7 separate regions of the Homo sapiens genome follow, and regions 1, 2, 3, 5, 6 and 7 are each linked to region 4. The links are chromatin loops, found by intact Hi-C in ENCODE. Cell type or tissue: dorsolateral prefrontal cortex. All regions are shown on one strand.

Region 1 (4,000 bases), 560 kb before region 4:
GTCAGAGGTGCTGGGTGGGGTGAACAAGCACATAAACCTTGGCCCCAGCCAGGTCAGCCTTGAGCTTCCGACCTGATAAATGGACAGAGAAGAGGACGAGGCCTGGCCCTGCACTGACCTTTAGGGCCAAGAAAGAGTGAGTCACAGAGGGCCAAGCTGCAGTGGGGATATCCAGGGGCCTGAGTGGAAGCCACAGCCAAGCCCCATCCAGGAGCATGCAGAGAGGGACCTGGAGCAGATACCTCAGGTGTTGGGGTGGGGTGTCCAGCTCACAGGCCCAGCCTGGGCCTCCTAACACCAAATGCAGCCACCACCACCCCCAGCCTGCTCCTCCCTTCAACTCTGGCTCCAGCCTGGACATTGGACAAACTCCGATTGCCACCTGAGTAGCTGGAAAGGACCCAGCCCTTCTCTCAAGCAGTTCATGAGGAGGGGGGCGGGTGGAGTGTGCACGCACACATTTGCTTATTCATTCGACACGCATTTGTTAGTGCCTGCTTTATGCACGGTGCTAGGTGCTGGGGACTCGGATCTTATTTTGCTGCATCAGTCCTGAGAAGGACTACCTGCAGGGATGTGTGAGGGCGGTGGGGGCACACAGCAGGCAGATGCCAACTCTGTGTGGGGTGCTCAGAGCTGAGCATTGCAGGATGCGTAGGAGTTTGCCAGGTACAGAATGGGCAGAGGCGTGGAGATGAGAAGGGTCTTGGAGGGTGCTAGGAAGGGCTGGTGGCCAGGGTGGCTGGAGTGCAGGGAGTGGACGGGGAGTGATGGGCAATGAATCTGAAGGGGGCAGGGACCGGAATGTCAGGCCATGGAACTGGGACTTGATGCCGTGGCAATGGGGAGTCATGGTGGGGTTTACACAGGGGAGAGGCCAAAAGCTCAGTGTCCTCTCTGCTAGCTCAGCCCCAAACATCTTCCTCTCACCTCCTGACGCAGCAGATAAGGACAGCAAGGCTCAGAAAGGCCAGGTTTCCTGTCCCTCCCCGATCCTCAGCCCCTCATCACCCGTGGCTGGACTCCCTGTGTGGCCTGGGCCAAATATTCAGCTCTTCTGGGCCTCAGTTTCTGTGTCTGTAAAACGGGGATCATCATGGAAGGAAGGAAGAGTTTAGTGAGGTAAGAAGGCTACACAAGTAGCCCGCCTGTCTCCCTCAGGGGAGGCAAGACAGACTGGTTCCAGACCATTTGCTACCCCAGGAAATGGCTGGGCAAGGTCTCTCTGAGAGCTGGAATGACCAGGCTGAACACAGGGCTGTAGGTCAGGCATCTGCTAGAACCCAGGTACTAGAGATCAGAATGCCCTATACACACACACACACACACACATACACACACACCCAGAACAGTGGCAGACACCCCCTCCCCTCCTCAGATGCGTTTCACCAGGTTCCCCCACACTCACAGCCACGCGCCTACAGAGATGCAAACTCACACACAGCTCCCGGTGTCCTGCAGGCCTCAGGGTAGCCCTGGTCCCAGTGTGCTAGGGACAGTCCCACCTCATATCCACTGCCTTGGCCTAATTAGCAGTGCCCCTTTCTTATTCATGTCCATGTCCACAATAAACTGTCTGATAAACCACTACATAGCGGACACACTGGTGTTGCCTTTCCTCTCCAGAGAGGTTCTCAACCATGCATGTGTGTATGTGTACACACGTGTGTACATGCAAGTGTGCGTGTGCATGTGTTCATGTGCGTGTCTGCGTGCATGTGTGTCTGCTTGTGTGCATGTTAGTGTGTGTGCGTGTGTGTGTGCCAGAGACGCCTTTGGCAGTCTGGGCAAGCCTGTAGGCTCTTAAATGCCGATTAGATTTAAATTATAGTTATCAGAATACTAAAAGGGGTCTGTGACGTGGCGCTACCTGGGCTTCCTTCTTAACCCAGTGAATGACACGGTCTAGCAGCGGGTCTAATACCCACTGCAATTTCAAAGTACTAAGGAAGGAAAGCGAGATTGCGCCATCTCTGAAATCAGTAGTGCTACTATAGCTCATTGCGTTCATAATTAAAGGACATGCTATGTTCCAATTAGAGTACAAAAGATGTTATTTCTGCCCATCCACGTTCACGCACCCCCACCTCGATTTCTCTCCAGGTCCTGAAAGCTGCTGTGCGACGCGGTCCTCGGACCTGGCCACCTGCCTCGCCCCGGCCGGGCCTGGCCTGCACTGGCCCGCACCGGCCCGCACCGGTCAGCACCGCCTCGCACCGGTCAGTACCGCCTCTCCGCTGTCCGCTCCTGCGCAGCCGTCCGCAGTTCCGCATGCCACCGCCAGGTGTCGCTGCACACACGCCGTGGCCCCGAGGCTCCTCTGCAAGCCGCTCCGCGAGGCTCTAGGGGGCCCCCCAGGGTCCTGTTTCCCGCGGCCCGCAACTTATCTGTGCACAGAGCACCCCCACGCTGCGCTAGGAACTTCCGCTGCTCCCCCACCACCTCACTCCTTCGTGCCTTTGAGCATGCTGCCTGCAGTGCCTGCCCTGATCTCCGGCTGGGTGATTCCTGCTGCACGTCAAAACCCACTGGAGGCAACACCTCCTCCAGGAAGCCTTCCCTGATGCCACTATAATGGCCCCTCTTGAGTTTCCACAGCCCCCTGTGTCTGCCTCATCATTGCAGTGACTGCCAACATGGTTGTGTCTGTTTCTGTGTCTGACTCCCCACTAGAATGTGAGCTTTGGGAGTATGGGGAGGGCCACGCAGTGGGCTGTTATGTTTTGTTTTTTAAGTAGACTTAATTTTTTAGAACAGTTTTAGGTTCCCAGGAAAACTGAGCAGAAAGTACAGAGAGTTCCCACACACTCCCTGCCCCTACACGTGCACAACCTCCCCTCTATCAACATCCCCAGCAGAGGGGTGCATGAGGGACCTGCACTGCCACATCAGTGTCACCCACAGCCCATGGTTTACGTGAGGGCTCATTCTTGAAGCTGTACATTCCATGTGTTTGGACAAATGTACAACGACCCTTATCCACCATTATTGTATCACACAGAATAGTGTCACCGCCCAAAAAATTCTCTAAACTCCACCCGTAATCCCCTGTGCTCCCTTCCCCCTAACCCCTGGCAACCACAGATCTTTTTACTGTTCCCATAGTTTTGCCTTTTCCAGAATGTTGTATTGTTGGAATCATACAGTGTGTAGCCTTTTCAGATTGGCTTCAGATTGGCTGGGCCACATGGCAAAACCCCGCCTCTACAAAAAATACAAAAATCAGTTGGGCGTGGTGGTGCATGCCTGTAGTCCCAGCTACTCAAGAGGCTGAGGTGGGAGAATCACATGAGCCTGGTAGGTTGAGGCTGCAGTGAATCGTGATTGCTTCACTGCACTCCAGCCTGGGTGACAGAGAAAGACCCTGTCTGAAAAAAAAAAAAAAAAAAAAAAAAAAAAAAAAAAACAGCCAAACTGTTTTCCAAAGTGGTTGTGCCATTTTGCATTCCCACCAGCAATGAATGTGAGTTCCTGGTGCTCCACATCCTCGCCAGCATTTGGTGTGTTAGTGCTTTGGATATGAGCCACTCCAGTAGGTGCGTGGCAGTATCTCATGGTTGGTTTAACTTGCAGCTCCCTAATGATATACCTATGTGGAGCATCTTTCAGGTGCTTATTTGCCATCTGTGTATCTTCTTGAATGAGGTGTCTGTTTAGATCTTCTGCCCACTTTTTAATTGGGTTGTTTTCCTATTATTGAGTGTTAAGAGTTATTTGTAGATTTTGGATAATAGTCATTTATCAGCTATGTCCTTTGCAAATATTTTCTCCCAGTCTGTGGCTTTTCTTCTCATTCTCCTGAGCAATGAGGTTTCCCTTACAGAGTTGAATCCCTGTGTGGCCCTAGGCAAGTCATACACTCTCTCTGAACCTCAGTTTCCACCTCTATAGATGGGGCTGGGAGCCCTCCCTCCAGGTTGTAGGTGGGAACAGGATCTGAGCAACGCAGAGCCTGCCAGCACAGAGCCTGGACACGGCAGGGGCTGCCGGTAGATGCTGG
Region 2 (4,000 bases), 190 kb before region 4:
GGCTGGAGGACCAGGCCACAGGGCTTTTATGTGGGGCCCTGTGGGATGGCCCTGGCCTGTGCCTGCTCATCCCCCTTGCTCATTCTCTGTCTCCATGTGAGAACTCTTAAAGAGCATGGGCCCAGAGCCTGGCCACAGTCGATGCTCGGCCACATTTACTAAAGGAGTGGCTGGCTGAGGCTCTTTGAGGAAGAGGCCTCCCTTCTCTGGTGGGGACAGGCATTGTTCCTCCCTCGTTTGGGAGCCAGGAAGGAGGGTGGACTTGGCCCCATTGCTGGTGGCAGACTCCCCTATAACCTCCAGCTCCGGGGAGCTGGCTGTCGCTGGAACACCCCCGAGTCCCAGGAATGGAAAGCAAGGCAGATGAGTGAGGCAGAGGGAGAGGACAGGCCCGAGGGGCTCCCTGCTCCCACTCCTACTGCCTAAAGAGGAGTCCAGGGATCCTGGCCGGAAGGAGCAGGGAGTGGGCCAGGAAGGCCACTGTTGTTGTTCACCACCTATGCCCTGAGGATCTCTCTGCTTGCCTCAGAGCCTGGGGAATGGCAATTCCAGGAGGACAGGGCCCTGCCTAGGCCTCGGGTGCAGTGCTCCTGCCTGGAGGCTCGAACAGCACCTTGTCGGCCTGTTGTCATCTTCTGCCCTGGCCAAGCCTGGAAGCTCCTGAAAGGCAGGGCTGAGGCCTCCTCCCCTTATGGTGTCTGGTGTCATCCGGGCCTGGTACAGATTGGGTGTTCTGTCTGCTGAGTGGCAAGGTGACCTGCCTCAGGGAGCAAGGAGGTAGTGCAGAGATGGAGATGTGGGGTCATCTTCAATCGGGAACAGCTGGAAGGGGTGTCTGGGGGCTCCACATGGGCATTGAGCATAGAAAGGGAGCCTGGCTGCTCCTTCCCCAACCCCTGCAGCTCTGTCCATCAGCCATGATCCTCACTGACAGGCACCAGGGTTTAGAGTTACCTTCCCTCCAGCCCCAAACACTGGCAGAGACCCGTGCGCAACTGCAGGGTCAGGCCTCCCATAAGGTCATGAGAAGCCTGGGCTACACGGATCCCTTTTTGGGAAGCTCCTCAGGTATTATCAAATGAGGAGATATTAGATTAGAGTGGCAAAGATGTTGGTATATTTTCAATTTATAAACCAAAATGATCAATGATTTGTACATGTACAAATAGGATGGTATCTGATGGTGTTCTTCAAAAGGTGATGATAAGATTTATAAAGATAACATTAATCTTGAGAACAGGACGTGTCTTAGAAATGAGGGACAATTTTAAAGTTGTGTTGAGCTTTCATTTAGGGTGGTGTGTGTATGATCTCATCCTCGTATAACAGTCCTTGGGGAACTTGAGGCTTCCACTACATGGCCCCACTACCATTCTGGGCCCTGCCCGTGGGACAGCCAAGGTGGGACACCGAAGGAGGCCTGAGGACCCTGGAGGGTCTGAGGTCTCTCTATGCAGTCTCCTCCTCTCCTGGGGATGGAGGGATAGCAACAAACATAAATATGGAACACCAAGTGTCAGTGAAGCTGGTGTAACAAAGGCAATGCCACCCGCATGTAAATAACAGCTTTAAAAATATATGAGATGTAGCTAAAGCTTTACCCAGAGGTAAATTTATAGCCTTAAATGCATTTGCTAGAAAATGGAACTGTAGAAATAAGCCAGCTCAAGTCAAGGAGATAGAAAAGTGAGTTTAGCCCCAAAGAAACTTGGGGTATGAAAATTACAAAGATTAAGAAAATAATCAACAAATGGAAAATATTTTGGCTGAGGAAAGGTAGGCTCCAAGGGGTAAAACAAATTGCTGCAGATCTCAACGCCGAGCAGAGGCGGGGCTTCCCTCCACAGATTATCAGTTCCCCACCGCAAGTGTGAGTGGTGGGTTGGGCCCCTGAGCCTTGGCAGCTCAGCAAATAGAACCATGGAGGCTTCAGGGCCACCTTCTGGTTGCAACTGGGAAGGGACGGCCGGGGAAACGTCTTGCTTCTACAAGTACAAAACATTCCCAGTGTTTTATTTTATTATTTTATTGGTATTTTTGTAGAGCCAGGGTCTCGCTCTTTTGCCCAGGCTGGTTTCAAACTCCTGGGCTCAAGCGATCCTCCTGCCTCGGCCTCCCAAAGTGCTGGGATTAGAGGCGTGAGCCTCCGCACCCTGCCCATACCCAGTGTTTTGGTAGACTCAGATCAATAAGAAATGCCAATGTTCTCGTGAGTGTGTTGATTTTTTATTTACACTTTTCCTAAAATCGTCCGCTGATGGATTCGAGATGTATTTCACGGAATCGCTTCCGATTTAAGGCGCCCGAGGCGGCCGGAGAAGGATGGAGCTGTCCCCCGACGCCTGGTGCGGGGGCGCGGGACCCAGGGGCGGTCCCAGCAGGCGGCGCCCTCCCCGCCCTCTTCCCGCGCCGCGGCCGGCACTTTGCAAAACTCCTCGCCTGCCCGCTGCGGCCGCAGCTCCGCGCCCTGCCGCCCCGGCGCGTCCGCGGGGCAGCGGGCGGCGGAGCGCGGCGGCGCGGGGAGCAGGAGGCGCGGGGGCCCCGGGGGCGGCGCCGGCGGAGGCGGGAGCCGAGGCGGGGCCGCGGCAGCCCCGCGCCGCGCCGAGCCGCCGTCCCCGCCGCGCAGCCATGGCCGCGCCGCCGCCGCCCCGCCGCCCGCTCGCCTGAGGCGCGGCCGGCCTCCGGGCGGGGGGCCATGGCCAGCGCCGCCGAGCCCCCCGGCCAGGCGGCCGAGTACCTGCAGGAGCTGACCCGGATCGTCGCCGCGCAGCAGGAGCTGCTGGCGCGCCGGCGACGGCGCATCGAGGAGCTGGAGCGCCAAGTGGCGCGGCTGAGCCGGGAGAACGCCGGCCTGCTGGAGCGACACCGGCGACACCTGGCCGCGTGCGCCCGCCGCCCCGACCCGGGCCCCGGCCCCGGCCCGCAGCCGCTCGGCGCCATCCCGGAGCTCGGCGGCCGCCGCGACAAGTAAGCGGGGCCCGGGGCGGCGGGCGTGTCGGGGACGTGGGAACTTCTTGGGGTCCGCGGCTTCCCTCGGGGCTTGGCGGGGAGGTGGGCGGGTGCGGGAGGGCGCGTGGCCGGCCCGGGAGCGCCCACACCCGCCGCCAGACCCCCAGGGGCTCCCTGGGATTCTCTGGCGGGGTCGCCGCCCAGATCCGGAGCTCGATCTCGGGTGGGGACTGGGTTCCCTGGAAAAGGGCTCCAGGGAGCTGCTCAGCGCTCCCGCCGGCCTGGCTCTGCGCTGCGGCGCGGACTCAGGGTTGGCGACCCCCGGGGCTCGGACGAGCCGGGCGGAGGTCTGTCCGGGGAGCGGACCTAGGTCTCGGAGCAGCAGGGCGAGAACTTCCGACCCAGAGATCCCGAGACCGGTAGGGAGGGGTCGCGGGCCGCGCGGATCCCGCCCTGGAGCGGGCCTGGGTCGCTTGCGGGTTGCGGTGTCCCTGGAATGGACTCTGCGCTGTGTCCAGTCCGGGACGCGCAGAGCCCTCTTCTGTGGACGCCTCTGTCTCTTACTTCAAGGCTGGGGTTAATTCCCGACTGCCTCGCCCTGGGATTACCCGGGGCTATTTCGGACCCAGGATTAAGTGAGGGATGGGGAGAGGTACAGGGCGGGGCTGTCCAGCAGCCCTGGACCCCAGCGTCCCTACCGGCTCGCAGCCCGCCAGCCGGGTTCCCGTTTGCCTCCCATGAGTGTCGGTGTCGAAACCCGGAGCAGCCTCACCGTGTGGACCTTCGGGCGCCCATCTGGGGCAGGACAAGGGGGCTGGGAGGCTTCGGTGTCTCTGGGGCGGGGTTTCTGCTGCTCTGTGCCCTCTGCCTGCCCCTCTGCCTCTCTGTCTTCGGGATCACCCGGGGCCCACTATGGCTTGGCCTGGGGAAGACTAGAAATCACTGTGTGGTTGGGGGAGTGGCCGTGGTCAGGGCTTCAGGACAGTCTTCCTGCTGGGCGGCCCTTCCAGGGTGGAAATGGGGGAGGAGTTAGCTGTGGCCCCAGAAGGTG
Region 3 (4,000 bases), 360 kb before region 4:
CAATACTAAGTCACTGTTTTCTTAAAGCAACAAAGTTTGGTGCCTTGTTATGCAACAGTTGCTAAATGATACATCAGTGTCCAGCTCCTGCTCAAGGTTTTTTTTTCCACATCCCATGGACAGACTCTCCTGAACTGAGACAAAGCAGGCAAAGCTCTCACCTAACTCCAGGAAGACATCAGAGCAACCCCTTACCTGGTGTGTGGGACACAGGTGGAATGACTCTCTCAGAATCTAATCTTTTTTTTTTTTTTTTTTTTTTTTTTGAGACGGAGTCTTGCTCTATCACCCAGGCTGGAGTGCAGTGGCGCAATCTTGGCTCACTGCAAGCTCCACCTCCCAGATTCAAGCCATTCTGCTGCCTCAGCCTCCTGAGTAGCTGGGACTACAGGCACCCGCCACCATGCCCAGCTAATTTTTTTTGAATTTTTAGTAGAAACGGGGTTTCACTATGTTAGCCGGGATGGTCTCGATCTCCTGACCTCGTGATCCGCCCTCCTTGGCCTCCCAAAATGCTGGGATTACAGGTGTGGGCCACCACACCCAGCCTGAATCTAATCTTAAATACTGCTCTTCATGGGACACCTTTAGTCCAATCCTCCTGTGGGCCTGTAGACCCTCCAACCCCCATCACCCCCCAACCTCCCCTTCCTCCTTAGGAGGCAGGTAGAAATTAACCAAGGTGACTAAAGTCCATGCAGTTCATGTGTGCCCCTTTCCAGAAGATGAATGAAAGTGAGGAAGGAGAAAAGGCTGACACATTCCCCTCAGAAGCCTCTGCTTTCCATTTTTGAGACTCTCCACACGGGGATCTGGGAATCTTTACTTTTTTCTTTTTTTTTTTTTTTGAGATGGAGTCTCTCTCTGTCACCCAGGCTGGAGTGCAGTGGCACGATCTCAGCTCACTGCAAGCTCCGCCTCCCAGGTTCACGCCATTCTCCTGCCTCAACCTCCCGACTAGCTGGGACTACAGGCGCCCACCATCATGCCCAGCTAATTTTTTGTATTTTTAGTAGAGACGGGGTTTCACCGTGTTAGCCAGGATGGTCTCGATCTCCTGACCTCGTGATCTGCCCGCCTCAGCTTCCCAAAGTGCTGGGATTACAGGTGTGAGCCACCGCGCCCGGCCTTTTTTTTTTTTTTTTGAGACAGAGTCTCACTCTGTCGCCCAGGCTGGAGTGCAGTGGCGCGATCTCGGCTCACTGCAACCTCTGCCACCAAGATTCAAGAGATTCTCCTGCCTCAGCCTCCCAAGTAGCTGGGATTACAGGTGACTGCCACCGCACCCAGCTAATTTTTGCGGTTTGAGACAGGGTTTCACCATGTTGGCCAGGCTGGTCTTGAACTCCTGACCTAGAGATCCACCCACCCCAGCCTCCCAAAGTTCTGGGATTACAGGCGTTAGCCACCGTGCCCAGCCAGAATCTTTACTTTCAGTATGCTCCCCAGGTGGATCCAAGCTGCAGTCAAGTCTGGGCACTGTGGTAGAAGGCCAGGGGGAGTTGTGAAAAGTTCAAGCAGGTGAGGCGCCTGGCCTATTCTCTGGAATTTCTAAGCAAGCCCATAATTAGATAAACTAGCCCAGTGCAGTGCAGGGAGTGTCTAGTGGGAAGGGAGAGAAACAAAGTGTGACTGTTTCAAGGCTAAGACTGGAGAAAGGGAGAAAAAAGGTTTTAAAATGCATTTTGAAGCTAAGCTGATCAGTTATGAGATCATGTTGTAGGGTGACCCCTACCCCTGCCCCCAGTGGCCCTGAGCTCACTCTCATAACAGAGTTTCTCCCATACCCACTCCCATCCTCCCAGGTGGAGTTAGGACCTTGCCCCATCCATCCCCCAGGGACTAGACATGCCCTGTGGTCATCACCACCCCACACACTGTCTCCTCCTCTGGCCTGTGGGGTCTATGAAGGCTCCCAGCAGTCAGCCCAGGGCCCAGAACAGGTAGCGCTGGGATCAGGAGCACAAACCCCTGAAGGTGAATAAGTCTCTTATTCACCTTCCCATCCTGCAAACCTTGGGCAAGTGTAGCTCAGGTATTTTGCATTTGTGTTTTCTCATCTAAACAATGGGAATAGTAATAGTACCCACTTAAGGAGGTGTTGGGAGGATTCAATGATAGCCACACACAGGATGAGCTCAATAAATTGGGACAGAATGGACGTGTCCATGTCCAAATGTGTTTAGTTGATTATTAAATTTTCAAATCCAAAAGAATTATATTTTAGTGAAGGTAAAATACGCTGGTCTTAAGTATGTATGTATGGGCTCAATCTCCAAATCAAGATATAGAACCTTTCCTTCGCTGCAGAAATTGTCTCTTTTTAATGAATTTCCCTCCCCACTAGAGGCCACCACTGCTCTTATTTCTAATGTGATCGGCTAGTTTCGCCTGTTACTGAACTTAAAATAATGGAATCTTAGAGTCCACATTCTCTTTGCGTCTGGCATTTTTCCTTCAACAGTGGCCGGCGATGGTGGTGTGAACCTGTAATCCCAGTGCTTTGGGAGGCCGAGGCTCCTGGGACCATCGCTTGAGCCCAGAAGTCTGAGGCTGCAGTGAGCTATAATCTCACCACTGCATACTCCAGCCTGGGCGACAGAGCAAGACCGCCTCTGAAAAACAAAACAGCTATTATGCCTATGGGATTTGTTCATGCCTTCAAGTTTATTAGTAACTACTGAAACTCCATAATCCTTCTTATTGCTGACTAACTAGTATTCATTTTATGAATATACCACAACTTATGCATTCTCCTGTTTTTGTTTTTTTGTTGTTGTTGTTGTTGTTTGAGACAGCATCTTGCTCTGTTGCCCAGGCTGGAGTGCAGTGGTGCAATCTCGGTTCACTGCAACCTCCGCCAGCCGGGTTCAAGCAATTCTCCTGCCTCAGCCTCCCAAGTAGCTGGGACTACAGGCGTATGCCACCACGCCCGACTAATTTTTGTATCTTTAGCAGAGACGGGGTTTCAACATGTTGGCCACTCTGGTCTTGAACTCCTGACCTAGTGATCCGCCCGCCTCGGGCTCCCAAAGTGCTGGGATTACAGGCGTGAGCCACGGCGCCCGGCCGCATTCTCCTGTTGACGGAGATTTGGGTACTTCCAGTTAGGCTATTGTGAACCTGCCCTACTGATGCAGGGCAGGTTCTTGGCTTCCCCAGGAAGACCTGAAGAGCCAGCCGGAGGTAGAAGAAAACAGCTTTGCTGAGGCGGCGCGGCACTATTACAGCTCCAATGACGACTGCTCTGGCACGGCAAGACTACCCCCACAGGAACTGTGCAGAGGGTAGCAGCGTAGGGGCAGTTTCGTAGGCGTATTTAGGTCCACTTTAAAAGACATGCTAATTAAGAGGCGGGTCATTCAGAATTAGCTAGAAAGTGGGCGGGAACTTCCGGTGTTGCCGCGGCAAGGGGCAGTAACTTCCGGGTGTTGCCACGGCAATGGTAAACTGTCATGGAGGTGGTGGGCGTGTCTTATGGAGAGGGGCTTTAAGCGCCTCTCCTCAGTTTCCGCCAGTCTTCGATCTGATCTGGAGTCTGGTCCCGGCTGCCTCCTGCCTTACAGTGAATATTTATTTGTGCTCAGTATTTTTTGGTAACGTATCATTTTACGTGGGTGAGTAGCTAGAGTTGCTTAAGTCATAGAATTTGTTTAACTTTATAAGAAACTGCCCAACCAATCTCCAAAGCAGTTGTACAGTTTCAAACTCACGCCTGCGGGCTGGGCTCAGTGGCTCACGCCTGTAATCCCAGCACTTTGGGAAGCCGAGGTGGGAGGATCACTTGAGGTCAGGACTCACTTGAGATCAAACTCACGCCTGCCGTGTATGGGAGTTCCAGTTGTTCCACAACCTTGGCAGCATTTGATGCCACACTTCATTTGAGATGGTGCTGATAGGTAGGAAATGGTGTCTCATGGTGGTATTACTTTGCATTTATTTGATGACTAATGACTGTGAGTTTCATGTACTTAATGGCCATTCGTAGATCTTTTATGAA
Region 4 (4,000 bases):
GGCTGATCCACGAACAGTACTTAGTGCAGGGTCTGGCACCAGGTGGGGGGTGTCAGGAGGAGAGAGAGGTTGAGTGGACACAGATCTTCCTGACAAAAAGGAACAAAATTAAAGGGGCTCAGACATCACTCTGCATCTCGCCAGCCTCTGTGGTTTGTGTTTTGTATATGATTGGGGGAGGGAGTCTAGAGCAGGGATGGGACTTCCAGGTGGCTCCGGGAGAGGGGTGGAAGTGAAATCCTTCTTTTCAAGGTCAGCCCCTGCAAGCCTTGCCTTCGCCTTCCATCTGGAATGCCTGATCACTCATCTTCCTGTGTTAACTTTCTCATCCTTCAAGGCCTGATGCAGTCCCTGCCTCTTCCATGATCTCCCTGCCACAAGTGCCTTCCATCCTAGAACTCCCACAGCACCGGCTTCTCCACTGTGATACGAGGTGCCACCTGCTACCATCGGTGTATCAGTGAGGACCCTGATCGGATGTCACGGTTCTCTCTCTCTCTTCATCCCTCAGCCCTGTTTCTTCATTCTTGGGAAGGTTTGCTCTTACAGTATAACACGATAGGCACCAGGAACCCCAGGCTCACAGCCAGTTAGTTCAGTGGCCCCAGCCGGAAGAGGTCTCTTTTTCAGATCTGCAAAAGCGCCAGGGCTGACTCTCATTGGCCTGACTCAGGTTACAAGCCCATCTCTAAGCCAATCACTATGAAGAACAGAGGGATTTATGCTCTGATTGGCCAGGCTGGATCACGTGCACATCCCTGGACCTAGAGGGTGCTGAGAACGGACAGGGGGAGACCTAGCGGAGTCACGTGGACCAACAGTGGGGAGGAGGTTCAGGGATAAGAGGGGCTGGATGCCAGACAGTGGATCCAACTGTGTATGCCTCAGTCGTCATCAGTGCTCGGGCCTGATCCTGCCGCCAGGCTGTAGCTGCATGCGTCTTGTGTCCCCTTGTCCAGGGTTTGCCACACACCCCATGTGCTGGATGAAGGGGACACACGTAGGAATCACACTGAATAACCTCCTCCCTCGTGGCATCCCCTGAGCTTGGGGAGGAGGCAGCCCTGCCTCCCCAGTTCCTGCCCTGAGCCACAGGGACCAGTTACTTGGATGAAGCCCCTCGTCTGCGCATGGCAGGAGGTGGAGCCCAGCTCCTCCTGTGGAGGAAGCTTCCTAATGGTCTCCCCTGGGGCCCGGTGAGGACATAAACTCTGCATCACTGAAGGTGCTGGGGCTCAGATGGCACCGCCTGGGATGCTGGAGGAGCATGCATCCCTGCAGCAGGCAGGGCTGGGATGGAGGCCCCAGGTCTCCTTCCGTCCTTGAGCCCGATTAGTCTTGTCAGGTATGGGGCTGAGGCTCTGGCTGAGGGACGATGTCTCCTTTATAAGTGAGTTTGTTTATTTGCTCTTAATGCCTCTCTGTATCCTCTCGCCTCCCCAGCTGGAGTTGGTGAAACCACAGACTGTGCCCTGGGCAGGGGCAGGACCTGTGTGGAGCCACCGAGATGTGATTTAGTCACTTGTTACCTGGGTTAGGCTAAAATAATCCCAAGTACTGAGATGTTGCCAAGAAGACACAACACAGAGATAGGACCCTGAGGACTAGGAGCAGCTTGTGCCTGGGTGCTGGGGGCCTCTCTGAGCCAAGAGCTAAATAATGGGAGGAGCCGGCTACGGGAGGGGGAAGAGTGCTCGCGGCAGAGGGAACAGCAAGGGCAAAGGCCCCGGGACTCGAAGAAGTTCGGCCTTGGAGATGGAAAGTTGGCCAGCGTGCCTGGAGCAGAGTGAGGAGGGGCTGGCACTGGGACAGGAACCCTGCAAGGTGGGTGGGGCCAGAGAGCGCAGGGCCTGAATGTTGGTGGACTGTTTTACGCGAAGAGGCCACCATCAGAGGGGTTGATAGAGGAGACACCATTGAGATTGTTCTGGTGAGGGAACAGAAATAATTCGGGTTAGGGGCTAAAATTGACTTCTCCCATTATTTAGCTCTTGGCTTAAATGTCGCCGTCTCAGAGAGGCCCCCAGCACCCAGGCACGCGCTGCTCCTGGTCCTTAGGGTCCTGTCTCTGTGTTGTGTCTTCTTGGCAGCATCTCAGTTCCTGGGATTATTTTAGCCTAACCCAGATGGGGAGAGGACATGTGGCCAGGGAATGAGGCCTGGGCAGGCCTGGGAAGGAGCCAGGTCAACAGCGTTCTGGGACGTCCGTGGTCAGCCGGGGCGTGTTTTGCAGGTATCTCTTTGCAGGACTTTGCAGCAGCCGCGCGCTGCCCTCTGCTGGAACTTCTGAGCATTACACCTAGCGCCTTTGAGCTGTACTAACCCCAGAACTTACTTCCCTGAGCACTTTATGGAAACACCCCCGTGATACGGTGTCCTCAGAGCTGGCAGAAGCTCACAAGGTCTTCTTCTCCTGCCTGGTATGTCCCTGCTGGCTTGCTTAGCCCTAGGCACAGGCATCTCACTAGCCCCTTTTGATGCAGTCAGTTCTGACCCTGCACAGTGCAGGGCAATTGACCCCGCGCAGTGCAGGGTAGCTTGACCCCAGAAAGAGCTGTGCTTAGCTTCCTCCTGGCCTCGACCATGCACAGGCCCTTAGAACTGCCTGGGGGGCCTGGGGACACTGACCACCTCCCCCATGACTGCCCTGCTCCAGCGCCTCCAGGTCCTGCCCACCCCGACCCCACCCAAGCTGCCCTCCCAGACCAAAGAGGAGACCTGGGAGGAAGCCTGAACAGTCTAGGCTTCCACAGAGGATGTGGCTTTCCTAGGAAAACCCCTGAAGACTCCCCAAATGTGCCACACGTGTCCTCTGCCTGCCTGTGTCTTTGTTTTTTATGTTGGAGCTTCAGGCACCTCTCAGTTTCCCTGAATACAGAGGGAGGGCTGACAAGGGCCTGGTCATAGGAACAGCTGGGGTGAACAGACAGGTCAGCGGGGGCAAGGCTGAGGCACAGCCAAGTCGGGCTTCCTGGGAGCATTGTGGGCCCGTCCCACCTGGGCTTCTGGGTCCTTTCACACCCCAGCCCCTGCTCCTGCAGTAGTCACAAAGGAGGGCTGTGCTCAGGGAGGGCAGGGAGGCCAGGAGGCCAGGGGAAGAGATGGGAGAAAAGATGCATGGGTTTCAGTAGGCCCAAGCCCAAGTCAAAGGCCCAGCAACACTGTCCTGGGTCTCATTCCAGCATCTGTCCTGTAAACAAACTCCCTCATTCATTCGGCAAATATTTTTTGAGCATCTGCTATGTGCCAGGCACGGTCTATGGCTTGAGCCTGCTTCAGTGAATAAAACAGACTCCCCTGGCCTCCTGGAGTCTGTATGCCAATGAGGAAGGAGGACAGCAACCAGCAGCCTGGCAGAGAGACCGATGCTGCTGCCCTCGGAGAGTGGTGACGGGGTCAAGGCATGCACCTGAGTGAGCGATGGCGTAGGGAGTGCAGGACAGAGGTGGGCAGGAGCCCTCCCTGAGAGAGTGTCCACTGAGTCAAGACCGGAGTGACGAGAAGTCTTTACAAACCTCTCTGGGAGAAGGCCGTAGAAACCGAGCACAGAATGGGTCATCAGGGCAGAGGAGTGTGGGCGGTGAGGAGGAGGCCAGGCCAGCCAAATCCAAATTAATCTTCCTCCTGGCTGGTCAGGCAGCTCCGTGCAGTCTTCCAGTGCTGTCCCCGCGGCTGGGGTTCAAATTCCGCACAGGGCTTTTGGTCAAGGGAACTGTGGATACCCGGGTTCCATTCTCAGCCTGTCTGTGCCTGAGTGTCCCCGGCTGAGGTCCTTCTGAGCTCAAGGATCGAAGTCTAAAATCTCTACGGAGCTCATACGAGTCACAGGGTGCCAGGTCCCCTTAGTGTGCCTCCTCAGGCCCAGCAGAGCACCTGGCACATGGCAGAAGCCCAGCAAAGTCCCTTTAAATCAACACCAGGCTGTGGGGAGGGAGAAGGGGCTCTCGGGATGTGGTGGGCTGTAGAGTCTCTCAGCCCAGCGTGGGGCCTACCTCTACCA
Region 5 (4,000 bases), 180 kb before region 4:
CCACCTGCCTTGGCCTCCCAAAGTGCTGGGATTACAGGCGTGAGCCACCACACCCAGCCTCCCCCCAGCTCCTATCCACCCACCACCTGCCCTTCATGCTGTCGAATGGCCAGACCATCTCCCAGGATCCCAGTGACTCCTGGCCTCTCAAGCTGGAGAAAGCCCAGATGGGAGGTTTCCACCCTGCCGTGTGCAATCTTGTCACCAAGGCAGGGCTCACGGTGTCACGTGGGGTGGCAGTGTAGAGGGGGCAAGGATTTAATGAGATGATTCCTTCCAGCCTTTGATCTTCCAAAGTTCCTTGGCAAAAGGAAACATCGCCTAAGGAGGCTGGGGGTGGGGGGGGGAAGCCCAGTGGAGTGGCCTGCCTCGCTTTCTGGTCCCCTCCAGCCCTTAAGTGCTGTCATATCACTGGGAGAGGACGTTTTTCTGAAGCTCTGAGTTGGTGACTCACTCCGGGGGAGGTTTTCAGTGGCATTCAGACTCTGTTGATTTACCAAACCAGTATTCTTGCCGGGTTCATGGTGACATTAACCGTACGGCGGCACGTCAGTTCAGAGGCAAGCTCAGGGGTGGCCACTGATGAGGGGGCAGCAGCGGAGGCTGGATTGTCCTAATGGGCAGGAGGAAGCCACCCTCAGGAGGGTCCTGCCGGGAGCCCCTGATAAGTGTGTTGTTCTTCAAAGTGGCCGGGAAGCACCAATGCTGGGCCAGGGGCGGGGGGCTGAGGGCACTTAGGTTGGATTTCCTGTCCCCTCTTAGCAAAGAGGAGGGGGCTGTAGAGAGACTGAGTGAGGCCGAGAGGGCTCTTTTCTGATCTCTGATTTGGCAGAAAGGGTGGCAGGGCAGAGGGAGATACTGTGTCATGTTTTGGTTCAATAATGTTCTTGTTCTCCCAGCCAAGATAAAGCCCGTGTCCAGTGCTGGGGAGGAAGTCCCCAAGTCAGGAACGAGCTGCAGCATGCTCTGGGAGACTTGTCTGATGGGACAAAATGTGTTCAACTCCAAGGGAGTGGGGAGAGTGATTCTCATTTTCCAGCAGATGGTAGAGTCCACAGAAAGACGAGGGAGTGTGTCTCCGAAGCTCTCCCAGCTGTCTGACAGACTGGGCAAATTATTATTTTACAACCTGGAAAATAAACCATGAGATGTTTCTTTATCCAGCTCGAGCTGAGGAAGACAGCGAGTGGCACTGTGTGCGAAATAAAGTCGGGACCTACTTGTTTCCGACGTTTGGTTTTTGCCTCCCCTTTCTGGATTCAGGCTCGCTGCACCTGGCAGAGATCAGGAGGCTTTGCTGTGCCGGGGGGAGTGAGAGGGGTCGGTCACGTTGGAGGGGCCTGGAGTCAGGCATTTGGGGACATCAGCGTTTTTTGCCAGCTGGGTGGCTATTTCTCAGCTGTTTTGTCTATGACATTGTTTTGACAGCTGATCCGGTCTTTTGTGTCTTGTTTTCTGTTTTTTTTTTTTTTTTTTTTTTTTTTTTTTTAAGGAGGAGCAATGCTTTGCCTAACTTGGGAAGTGCACCATTCTGAGCTTGTCAGGGTGTCAGCCGTATAATTGCCACAGAGCAGCAGAAAAAACAACACAGGCCAGCCAGGCATTTGGCAAGAACTGGAATAGGGGAGAGGGAATTGACCTAATTGAAATGGAGCAGAGGCTGCGGTGGGGCCAGGAGGCAGTCCGAGTTCAGCGGCCTCCAGTGTGCTGCCCCCACCCAGGGCAGACCCGGGCCAGGCTGCAACCAAATGACTTGAAGCTCTGAGGTAGCAAGGCCTTGGGAGTTTGAATCCTGCCCTCCGAGGGGTGGATATTCCAGCAGGATGCACCGGGCCAGTTATGGCAAACGTTGGGTGCTTCTGTTTTCATCGGGAAACGGCTGCTGCCTTGAGGTTGCCAATGCCTTTCTCCAGCCCATCAGCCTTGGCCTTGCTCTGGGGACCCTGCAGGCCCCCATCTGTGGCTCCTGGACAGTTAGCCCTGTCCCCGTAGCAGGCTGGCAGGATCCCAGCCCTGCCTCAGCCACTTCCCTGCTGCTTGGACTTTCCAAGTAACAGCCCCAGCCTCTCTGAGTTGCTGTCTCTCCCCATGAAAATGGAGAAGGCCACTTCCGTGCAGGGAGAGCAGATACAGGAGTTGCCTGTGGCCCCGCATTAGGTGGTGGCTCCAGGGGAGGAATAGCCAGGGCATCAAGAATGCTTTGAAGGAGGCCAGGTGCAGTGGCTCACACCTATAATCCCAGCACTTTGGGAGGCCGAGGCGGGCGGATCACGAGGTCAGGAGATTGAGACCATCCTGGCTGACACGGTGAAACCCCGTCTCTACTAAAAATACAAAAAATTAGCCTGGCGCAGTGGCAGGCGCCTGTAGTCCCAGCTACTTGGGAGGCTGAGGCAGGAGAATGGTGTGAACCTGGGAGGCAGAGCTTGCAGTGAGCCGAGATCACGCCATTGCACTCCAGCCTGAGTGACAGAGCAAGACTCTGTCTCAAAAAAAAAAAAAAAAAAAAAAAAAAGAATGCTTTTGAGGATTGTTTTCCCTCAATGTTTTATTACAAAAATGTTCAAACATATAGAAAAGTTGCAAGAGCTGTATGGGGCAGAACACTGTCCCCCTGGATTCTGCAATGAAGGTTTTGGAATATTTACTATGTTCCATGCCCCTCCGTCCTTGGAGTTCTGGAACTCTGTGGATGGGGAGCTCACATCGGTAGAGCGCCTGCTGTGGCCCAGGAGCCGGGCCCTGCACTGCCTGCACCCGACTGCCACCTCTTCTACTCACACCCCTTCCTGGGCTGCTTGTCCTTGGTTAGGGCCGCTCCCCCACTGCCTCCACTTGGAAACATCATGCAAATAGGAGATGGAGACCTGTACCTGGAAGATTACAGAGGGATCAGGCCACGGAGGAAGGGGGCCAAGTGGTGTGCAGCCCCAGAGCACGAAGCGAGTGACCACCCACGGGTGTCAGCAGAGGCTTCCTGGAGGACGTACCTTTGAGCTGGGACTTGAAGAGCAGGAGAGAGGAGGAGGATGGTGTCAAGGCAGGGGAAGCAGCATGTGTGGTGTGTCTGTGCCCGGGGTGTGTGAGGGGCTGGGCGGTGCTGTCATTGGTTGTAACAGGTCGGTGCAACTGGGCCAGGTGAGGCCCAGATGGGCACAGACCAGCCTAGGGCACTTGCCTTTCTTAGAACCCAGGTATCAGTTTTAGGGAGCTGGTGGACAAGACTGGCCCCTGCCCTCCAAGCTGGGCCTAGCTTGAATCCTGATTTTGAAGTGTTCAGCTTTCCCTCTTGGATGAGGCGAGATCCACAAAGGAACGGGTTAGAGACTGTCGTTCTGCACCTGAACTTAGAATGTGTTGATTGTAGTGAGGCCACAGCAATAACCGAGCCCGTTCTAGGTGCTGCCTGCTGGGCACATTCTTCTCCATGTCTCTGTTGATGCTCTAACCCTGTGACAAGTGTGAACTGTCCTCATCCCATTTCGCATATATGAAACCTGAGGCTCAAAGAAGTTAAGTGGTTTGCCCACAGTCACCCAGTGGCAGCGGCGGGATTCACACCCAGGTCTGTCTGCCTCCAGGGCTGGTGCAGTTCACCACCACGCTGGGCTGCTTCAGAACTGTTCATTGCATTGTGTAGATGTTTTGGAAACATTGGGGGCCGTTTCCAAATGTGGCATGGTCCCTTCCCCAGATTTTTGGCTTCAGGAGCCAGAATGAATGTAGCTTTGTCACCCACCTGGAGACAGCCCAAGTTCCTTCTCTGCAAAGCAGCTGACAGTGGTTGCACCCAGCTGGCAGGGCTGCTATGGGCAGTGGGTGCCAGTGTGCTTGGGGAGGGCCCTCTAAGCCATGCAGCACACCCAGCAGCCAGTGCCGGGTGTTCCTCTCTGAGTTGGTCTGACCTCCCCACTCCGCTGAGATGAACACTTGCTGAGCTCCCAGAAAGTTGCTGTTCACGTCTTCATTCATGCAGGACACACTTGGGACATGTGGTCGC
Region 6 (4,000 bases), 400 kb before region 4:
CTACAAGGCAGGGGTATAGAAGGAACTCCCTACCCCAAGCAACAGTCCAGGAAGTAAGTGCCAGCTTGGCTGGCATATGAGATGTACAGTGCATAAGCACCTTTGAAATTGTGCAAGGAAACTGGAAAAAATAAAAGTACTTATCATCCATCACATATGAGCTGACAATAATTTTGATATGGCTTTCAAAGGGAAAATAGGCAAAGTTTTGCTCACAGAAATACAGTAGACTGGGCCAGGCGCAGTGGCTCACGCCTGTAATCCCAGCACTTTGGGAGGCCGAGGCAGGCGGATCACTTGAGGTCAGGAGTTCAAGACCAGCCTCGCCAACATGGTGAAACCCCGTCTCTACTAAAAATACAAAAATTAGCCAGGCAGAGTGGCGTGTGCCTGTAATCCCAGCTACTCGGGAGGCTGAGGCAGGAGAATCACTTGAACCCAGGAGGCAGAGGTTGCAGTGAGCCAAGGTCACACCCCTGCACTCCAGCCTGGAGGACAGAGTGAGACTCTGTCTCAAAAAAAAAAAAAAAAAAAGCAAAAAAAGAAATATAGTAGACTAAATACTGAAATCTTCCAGGAAATCATAGTTTTGGGGATGGGCAGTAATATTCTACTAAGCTAAAGGAAAAAGTACAAATTTACAAACATAACAGAACTGTAGGGGATCAGTAGGTAGTGATCCAGGGCTGGGTTAGATCCTCATACATTTGCATGTGAAACATTCCTCTATCTCCAAATAACTAGGCAGTGTGTGGCACATTTTTTTAAAAAAACCACACACACAATGTGAAACCTAATTTTGCTGTGGGGATTCTTTGTTGCCACACCCGCAGTGGGGGAGACGTGGAGGCTTATTCATCACTGAAGTCATGGAGGATCAGTTCTCCATCTTAATTTTGGGTGCATTAGGGCTGGGCATGGTGGCTCAAAGCCTGTAATCCCAGTACTTTGGGAGGCCAAGGTGAGTGGATCATTTGAGGTCAGGAGTTCAAGACCAGCCTGGCCAACATGGTAAAACCCCGTCTCTACTAAAAATACAAAAATTAGCCAGGCATGGTGGCGAACACCTGTAGTCCCAGCTACTCAGGAGCCTGAGGCAAGAGAATCGCTTGAACCTAGGAGGCAGAGGTTGCAGTGAGCCAAGATCACACCACTGCACTCCAGCCTGGGCGACAGAACGAGACTCTACTCAAAAAAAAAAAAGAAAGAAAGAAAGAAAAAACTGGTGAGGGGGTGTGCCTTAAAGCCATAGTGCTAGGATATCCGCTTTGGTGGGTGGAGAGGTATATTATATACTAGCAATTACGGTAACAAATAGGAGGTCATAGGAGAAGGAACGATGAGAAGAGAATTCTGATGTCCCAAGATGGGGAAAAAAGGCTTTTGGAGAAAGGGTCATTGTTGCCGAGCCTTGAGGAATATTTAGGATTCTGTTCAACTACTAAGTGGGAGGAGGGCATTCCAGGGCAAAGGAGGTGAGAAGGACCCTGGGGTGTGGGGGCCCCCAGCCCAGCCATGCCCCCCCACCCCACCTACCATTATGGTTCCTCCTGTCTGGGTCCGAAGGGGCCTCAGCACCTTCCTCTGCACAAGGAAGTTGGGGAGGAAGATAACGGGGGGGATTTCTGTGATGGTAGCAACAGCAAAGGACCACTGCGGAAAAAGACAGGGGCTGTTGGCCTCCGCTTCCCCACCCTGAGGCAACCCGTGAGAAATTGGTTCCCCGGGAAATGCCTTGAGGACAGTTTCCAGGTGCCCTTGGATGAACTCCCTGGTCAAGCACACTTCCTTTGGTAGAAATGAGAGCCAGAGCCACAACCCTACCAGGCTCCTGGCAAGCTCTGGGCTCAGTAAAGAGCAGTTTACACAATGCATTTCTTAAAGCTAGTTGGCCAGGGTTCCTCAGCGTTCTGAGGCCCTTGGCTGCCCTCTTGTGCCCAGAACAGGAGGTGCAGAGGGCTCCAAGTCAGCAGTGCAGGTCTAGGACTGCTTTGGGATAACAAATTAGTCTAGACCACCCACTGTACAGAAGGGGACACTGAGGCCTAGGCAGCGAGGATCTTCCCAAGGCCACACAATGAGTCACTGACAGAGCTGGGACGGGAGCCCTGGCCTCTGGCTCCCTCGCACTGCATTGCCTCTTTGTCCATTGGGAATCGGACCTTCCTGGCAAAAGGGATGCACTGCCCTCATCTCCAGCTGCTGAGGCTGGGGGGGTCTACGGTACCTGAAAGGTATCTGCACTAAGATCAGGACAGAGTGTGCCCTGTGACCTCCAAGTGCACCAGGTAAATATCCATGGCACTGGCTGCCCAGCTGAACCCAAACCCCAAGCCATCTCCTGGCTGAAAACGCATCCCTGCTCCCCACCCACGCGAGGCAGAGCCACTCACTTTGTAAATATTTACTAAGTGCCTGCTAGGTGCCCCAGGTGGGCACTGGAGGGCCCATTCTCATGCCAGGACACTTGCAGACACTTATTTGCAGTGTGATGAGTGTGGTGATGAAGAGGAGAACTGGGTGGGGGTTATTAGAGAGGCTTTCTGGGGGTGATGGCATTTGCAGGAGGTGAAGAGTGAATAGGAGTTATCCAGATGCAGAGGTCAAGGGAAAAAGGTATCTGTGGGCAGAGAAGTGAGTCCATGATCTAGAGAAGGTGGGTGCAGCTGGAACAGGGCAGGCTGAGCTTATCACACAGGGCCTGGTCTCCTAGCACAGGCTCACACATTGTCGTCAGGGCAGTAGGGAACCATAGATGGTGCTGTCCCAAGCTGCACTAGCTGCAGCAAGGAGAACCAATTAGGGGAACAGGAATAGAGAAGTAGCAGCCCTAGAGAGGAAGCATGAGATAAGAAGGGTCTGGGGTGGTAAGAGGAGCAGGTATTAGCAGGCAGCATGCAGGGACAAGGGGTAGAGGGCCCAGGTGTCGGGTCTGGGGCCTGTGAGGGTAATGGCACTTGGAGGTGAACCTGAAGCAGGGTACAGAGGCGGCACTAGGTTCTGCTCTCTATGGGCCAAGTCAGCCCCTGGGGCAGCCAGGTGAGACAGCTGAGGTTTAAGTGAGACTGGAGCTCAGAACAGGGGTGGGAGAGTGGGAGGTGAAGGGCTGGGTTGGGACTGCAGGCTTCCCATGCTGAAGGGCAAGGCCCAGAGAGAGAACCCCTGGGGACGATCAAGGGCTTCCCTGGGACAGGGTGAGATGTGGAAAGACCTAAGGTGCAGTGCTCAGGAGGCCAGGTGGAGAGAGGGTGGCTGGAAGGAGCAGGTGGAGGGAGGCACCAAGCTGCAGACATTCCATGAGAGGAAAGTGGGAAGTGTGGCCATTGCGTTCACCAACCAGGAGGAGGAGTTTTAGGATGGGAGAAACACGAGCATGTTCAATGACAGACAGCAGGCAGCAGGCAGGGAGAGGGTGGCCAGGGATGGGTGTGATGGCAGAGGGGTGACGAACCTCAGAGGGCCAAGAGGTGCTGTAGCCAGGCCACTCAGGGCCGGACAAAAGGCAGGACACACCCTAAGTCAGGCCCCAGCAGGGGCCTCATGGCTTAGGCCCTGGCCACCAGGGGAGGCTTCTGTCATAGTCCTGGGGGTGCCAGGCACCCAGCCTGCCCACACTGCTGGGGAATGCCCATGGCCACCAGCCCAGGCCGGCAAGGGCGGCTGAAGGCGGGGGAAGCTGGCATCACTCCCTCACTCTGGTAGAGAAGGCAGTGAGCAGGGTCCCACTCATGGTCGGGAAGGAGAGGTGCCCACGGGGCACCACTTCCACAAGCCCAGGCCCTCTGGCGGTAACATGGAGGCATCACAGGGCCTGGGAAGGGGTGGGAGTGTAAGAGCTGGGACCAGCACAGCCAGACAGCTGCAGGACACACCCATGAGTGTATGTATGTGTGTGTATGTGTCTTGTGTATACATGTGTGCACAGGTATGTCCGTGTGCGTGTGTGCGTGTGTGTATGTTGCGGGACAGACCCAGAGAAAGGAAGGTCCCTGCCTGAGGT
Region 7 (4,000 bases), 220 kb before region 4:
AGTCTCAACAGGCCCTTGCCTGGGCCAAAGGAGCCTGAGGCCCAGAGGACAGATGTGGGAGCCAGGAGGGTCGGGGCAGAGGGGCTGCCAGTCCTGGTTCAGCAAGAGCTTTCCCCAGGTAGAGCCATGCTGGGTGGAGGTATGGGCAGCAAGGAGCTCTGTCTAGGCAGGAGTGCATGCTAGGACTGGATGCCCAATTGCTGAGGCTGCCTCAGAAGGCTCTAAGCTGGGGTTGGACGAGCTGACTCACAGATGGGGATTCTGGGTAGTTCTGATGAGAAATTTCCCAGAAGAATGGGCAAAGTCATTTATTTCAATGGTCTAACTGTCTCTCTGGTGACCCCGAAGCCCTGGTGACCCTGCACAGCTCCAGGGAGCACCTCACTGTGTGAATGTAGTTTCTCTCTCAAACAATGCAGTGCCCAGCCTGTACTGCTGTACGTGAAGGCCCTTTAATGTCTCCTGATTCCCATTTGAGGGTTCTCTCCCCTACACAAAGAGTCCTCGAGCTCGTGTCTGCTGACATGGGGGCCCATGGACCGGCTTCAGGGGGGTCCCTGAATTTTTTTGAAAGAAGACCCAGTTGTGTGGGTAGAAGCACTTTCCTGGGTAAGGAGAGCCCACACGCCCTTGTCTTCTGCCTGACGACTTCTCTACCTGCAAAGCGGCACCCAGGGGAGGCCACGGGTGCTCGGCCTCCTCGCGGCTCTGCTGCCTTCTGCAGCTGCTCTGGCAGCAGGTGCCTGCCCTTTCTAGCTGCCTCTCTCAGCGTGCTCCTCCCTGGGTTTTGGGAGCCACACCTGGATCTCTGCAAGGTCTCCGGAGCACTGCAGAATCGCTGCTCCCCTCGGGGTCTTTGTTCCTGTGGCGCTCTTGCCCGAGGCTGCATTGCATTCAGATGCACGGGGCCTCCCTGCCTCATGCCCCCTGGACAGATGCTGCTGTGGTCCTGAAACTTGAGACACGTTCTCCCCGGAAGGCTCTGCGCTCCTGGGTGTTAGGGTGGCATCCCAGGCCTCTCTGTGTGAATGAGGCCAGCTCAGCAGGTGCCCGTGGACTTCCCTCTGCTGGCCGGGGAGGCCTCGGGGCATCACTGTGAGAGTGTCCTGGGTGAGGCAGGCGCCTGCTGAATGCTGGCTGTAACTGAAGAGTGCGCCGCTTTCCCTGGCTCTGCTGCTAACATCGTCTCTCTTCCCACCCTAGATTTCGCTGCCTCATCACCCACATCTCCCAATGCATTGCCTCCTGCTCGCAAAGCCAGCCCTCCCTCAGGGCTGTGGAGCCCAGCCTATGCCTCCCACTAGGCCGCGTGAAGGTTCCCGGAGGATGGGTCTCAGCCGAGCCTCGTGCACCCCCAAGATGGAACATCCCTGCTGCATTCACACTGGAACAAGCCCCTCCAGATGAGTGCCCCGGCCCCAGGCCAGCTTCACTGCCGTCTCTTCACACAGAGCTGTAGTTTCGGCTCTGCCCATTAGCTCATTTTATGTAGGAGTTTTAAATGTGTGTTTTTTTCCTTTCAAGTCTTACAAAGCTAAGACTTTTTGGCTCATTCCTTTTTGCATGGTTGTCTAGGGTTTCTGGACAATGTGCTGTTGCATTTTTATTTTCCTAGCCTTGCTAAAATCTTTCCCTTCTCAAGACTTTGAGCAGTTAGAAGTGCTCTTTAGAAGTTGTCTGTGGGTGATGTTACTGTAGTGGTCTCAGGGAAAGGATTGTCCAGTTACTTTAGGGGGTTTTTGGTGGGGTTTTTCCCCCTGTGAAAACTTACTTTGCCCCTAGTCTGGCTGCTGCTAGGACTTCTGAGGAGCAATGGGACATGAGTGTCCCTGTATCTGCGCCACTGCCGCAAGGGAAGCCTCAGGAACCAGCACCTGGAGGCCAGGATAGCCAAGCCCTGGGTGAGCGAGAGGCTGGAGAACACAGGAGCTCACCCAGGGCTGCTGCCCAACCATGGGCCACTGTGAACAGACTTCAGTCCTCTGTTTTTGTTTCATAAGCCGTTGAGACATCTGATGGACTTGGCTTAGGCCCTGCTGGGACATCCCACGTGTGATCCCTTTCACTCCATCAGGACACCAGGACTGTCCTTAGGAAAATGTCCTTGAGATGGCAGCAGGAGTCATATTTTCTGTGTGTGTGTTTCGGAAAGCCGCTGTGTCCTGCCTCAGCACAAAGACCCAGTGTCATTTGCTCCTCCTGTTCCTGTGCCACTCCAGAACCTCAGCAGATCTGAGCCACCGCCTGCCAGTGTGAGAGGCGGCCACTTTCATGGCAGCTCATCAGGCGCAGGGCCCCAGACAGCTTCCCAGCAGGCCCTAGAGCCCGGCCTGGGCCAATGATGGAGGGCGGCCGCCAGCCCAGGGCCTGCCCATCCAGAAGGGACTCCCCAGGGCCTGGGGGAGGAGACCCTTGGAAAAGTCCTCTCTTCCCAGCTCCTGATTCTGGATCTGAGATTCTCAGATCACAGGCCCCTGTGCTCCAGGCCGAGGCTGGGCTACCCTCAGGGAGATCCAGAGACTCATGCCCATGGCCATCCATGCGTGGACGCTGTGTGGAGAGTCCAGGATGACGGGATCCCGCACAAGCTCCCTTCAGTCCTTCAGGGCTGGGCCATGTGGTTGATTTTTCTAAAGCTGGAGAAAGGAAGAATTGTGCCTTGCATATTACTTGAGCTTAAACTGACAACCTGGATGTAAATAGGAGCCTTTCTACTGGTTTATTTAATAAAGTTCTATGTGATTTTTTAAGAGGGTGTGATCGTTGCTGAGATTTCTGTCTGATGGTGATGATTTCTTCCCTTTACCCATCTATGATACTCTGGGGCCTGGCAGAGCTGGAGGTCTGAGCTTTATTCTCCCCAAAGGGTGAGCATCATTTTCAAGCACATTCAGGTTGGCAAATGCAAGTGCATCTGGACGCAGCCAGATCTTGCCAGCAAGTGAGTGTGCCCAAGAAGGCACATTGACAAAACCAGGTGATGCCACACAGTTCAGCTTTCTGCTCCCAAGCTAACCAAGCAACTCTCTGTCTCTAATGGTTGCCAGAAAAGGCTTTTAGCACCATTTAGCACTAAAAATATAGTACATCATATAGATTGTTTTTTCTCTAGAATTCTTAAGTCTGGCCAAAAGTGAACTCTCGTTCTCTGTTTCTCTGTGTGTCTTTGTGCATGCTTACATGTGCATTCCTGCATCCTGGAAATGTTTTTTTGTTTTGTTTTGTTTTGTTTTTGTTTTTCGTTTGTTTTTGAGATGGAGTCTCGCTCTGTCACCCAGGCTGGAGTGCAGTGGCGTGATCTCAGCTCACTGCAAGCTCCGCCTCCCAGGTTCACACCATTCTCCTGCCTCAGCCTCCTGAGTAGCTGGGACTACAGGCGCCCGCCACCACGCCCGGATAATTTTTTGTATTTTTAGTAGAAACAGTGTTTCACCATGTTAGCCAGGATGGTCTCGATCTCCTGAGCTCGTGATCCGCCCACCTCGGCCTCCCAAAGTGCTGGGATTACAGGCGTGAGCCACGGTGCCCGGCCGCATCCTGGAAATGTTACATCACAAAGTCTGCGAACACTCAGTAGCAGGGAGCACTGAACCTGGGGTGTCAGGGGTGGGTAGCACAGGTCTAGGCTGGTGAGAGCTTAGCAATCAGGTGACCAGGAGTCTAGGTCCACTTTGTTCTGGGGCTGGAGAGAAATTTATCTCTCTGGGCCACAGTAGTTTCCTCACCTGCAAAAGGGCCCTCCTGACATGTGTCCTACCCACCACCTGCCCAGAGTGGCTCCCAGCAGGAAGCAGGTGCTTCCTGAGGGTCTGTCCCCAGACCCTCAGCCTCCCTCTGTGCACGCCCTCTCCCACATGCCTTTGCAGTTCCTTCTGCCCATTGAGGCTAGGTGTGGTCATGTGACTTGCTTTGGTTGGCATGGGTGAGAAGGACCATGGGTCTGTGCTGGGCATCCCTCACCCTCCTCATGCCCCTGCCATTGATGTAGTAATCAGGAAGC

The links. Hi-C counts contacts between places; a loop is a spot of excess contacts. Peaks named below come from ENCODE experiments on the same cell type or tissue, not always from the same donor. Only the 100,000 strongest peaks of a DNase experiment are listed, where the experiment ranks them.
Region 1: a loop joins it to region 4, with 11 times the contacts of the local background. A loop is called at or near these places in 87 of 110 quality-filtered maps.
Region 2: it touches region 4 in a loop (3-fold over the local background); 45 of 110 quality-filtered maps call a loop at or near these places.
Region 3: it touches region 4 in a loop (9-fold over the local background); 103 of 110 quality-filtered maps call a loop at or near these places.
Region 5: a loop joins it to region 4, with 3 times the contacts of the local background. A loop is called at or near these places in 44 of 110 quality-filtered maps.
Region 6: a loop joins it to region 4, with 2.5 times the contacts of the local background. A loop is called at or near these places in 12 of 110 quality-filtered maps.
Region 7: a loop joins it to region 4, with 6 times the contacts of the local background. A loop is called at or near these places in 9 of 110 quality-filtered maps.

Annotation. Positions count from the first base shown.
Region 1 is chr3:13,648,921-13,652,920 of GRCh38, reverse strand. LINC00620 (long intergenic non-protein coding RNA 620) reads right to left here and starts at 2,200. Exons shown (of 6, transcript NR_027103.1): 1 at 2,088-2,200. The region is part of intron 1 of LOC100293612 (a long non-coding RNA gene); the gene reads left to right. In dorsolateral prefrontal cortex, CTCF peaks have their summits at 2,060 and 2,275 (motif pointing right); a DNase peak (open chromatin) is centred at 2,270; H3K4me3 peaks cover 746 bases.
Region 2 is chr3:13,281,678-13,285,677 of GRCh38, reverse strand. It overlaps a transcript of IQSEC1 not described here. Among named protein-coding and RNA genes, the nearest start is that of NUP210, 140 kb to the left of the region's middle. In dorsolateral prefrontal cortex, a CTCF peak has its summit at 2,342 (motif pointing right); no DNase peak of the experiment used is centred here; H3K4me3 peaks cover 2,032 bases; H3K27ac peaks cover 1,482 bases.
Region 3 is chr3:13,451,304-13,455,303 of GRCh38, reverse strand. No RefSeq gene overlaps it. Among named protein-coding and RNA genes, the nearest start is that of HDAC11-AS1, 27 kb to the left of the region's middle. RefSeq lists an enhancer at 3,112-3,693. In dorsolateral prefrontal cortex, CTCF peaks have their summits at 2,157, 2,357 (motif pointing right) and 3,413; DNase peaks (open chromatin) are centred at 2,473, 3,403 and 3,724; H3K4me3 peaks cover 1,678 bases; H3K27ac peaks cover 2,237 bases.
Region 4 is chr3:13,090,610-13,094,609 of GRCh38, reverse strand. It overlaps a transcript of IQSEC1 not described here. Among named protein-coding and RNA genes, the nearest start is that of IQSEC1, 19 kb to the right of the region's middle. In dorsolateral prefrontal cortex, CTCF peaks have their summits at 2,074 and 2,283 (motif pointing left); DNase peaks (open chromatin) are centred at 1,788 and 2,249; H3K4me3 peaks cover 443 bases; H3K27ac peaks cover 712 bases.
Region 5 is chr3:13,274,596-13,278,595 of GRCh38, reverse strand. It overlaps a transcript of IQSEC1 not described here. Among named protein-coding and RNA genes, the nearest start is that of NUP210, 140 kb to the left of the region's middle. RefSeq lists enhancers at 592-1,093, 1,489-1,989 and a silencer at 1,178-1,462. In dorsolateral prefrontal cortex, no CTCF peak of the experiment used is centred here; a DNase peak (open chromatin) is centred at 1,670; H3K4me3 peaks cover 1,847 bases; H3K27ac peaks cover 2,254 bases.
Region 6 is chr3:13,494,389-13,498,388 of GRCh38, reverse strand. It overlaps HDAC11 (histone deacetylase 11), which reads right to left. Exons shown (of 10, transcript NM_024827.4): 4 at 1,537-1,653. Among named protein-coding and RNA genes, the nearest start is that of HDAC11, 16 kb to the right of the region's middle. In dorsolateral prefrontal cortex, CTCF peaks have their summits at 1,727, 1,927 (motif pointing left), 3,584 and 3,792; DNase peaks (open chromatin) are centred at 1,908 and 3,658; H3K4me3 peaks cover 848 bases; H3K27ac peaks cover 3,361 bases.
Region 7 is chr3:13,314,985-13,318,984 of GRCh38, reverse strand. NUP210 (nucleoporin 210) reads left to right here. Exons shown (of 40, transcript NM_024923.4): 40 at 1,204-2,750. The coding sequence ends at 1,304. Among named protein-coding and RNA genes, the nearest start is that of NUP210, 100 kb to the left of the region's middle. In dorsolateral prefrontal cortex, a CTCF peak has its summit at 2,139; DNase peaks (open chromatin) are centred at 1,167 and 2,216; H3K27ac peaks cover 4,000 bases.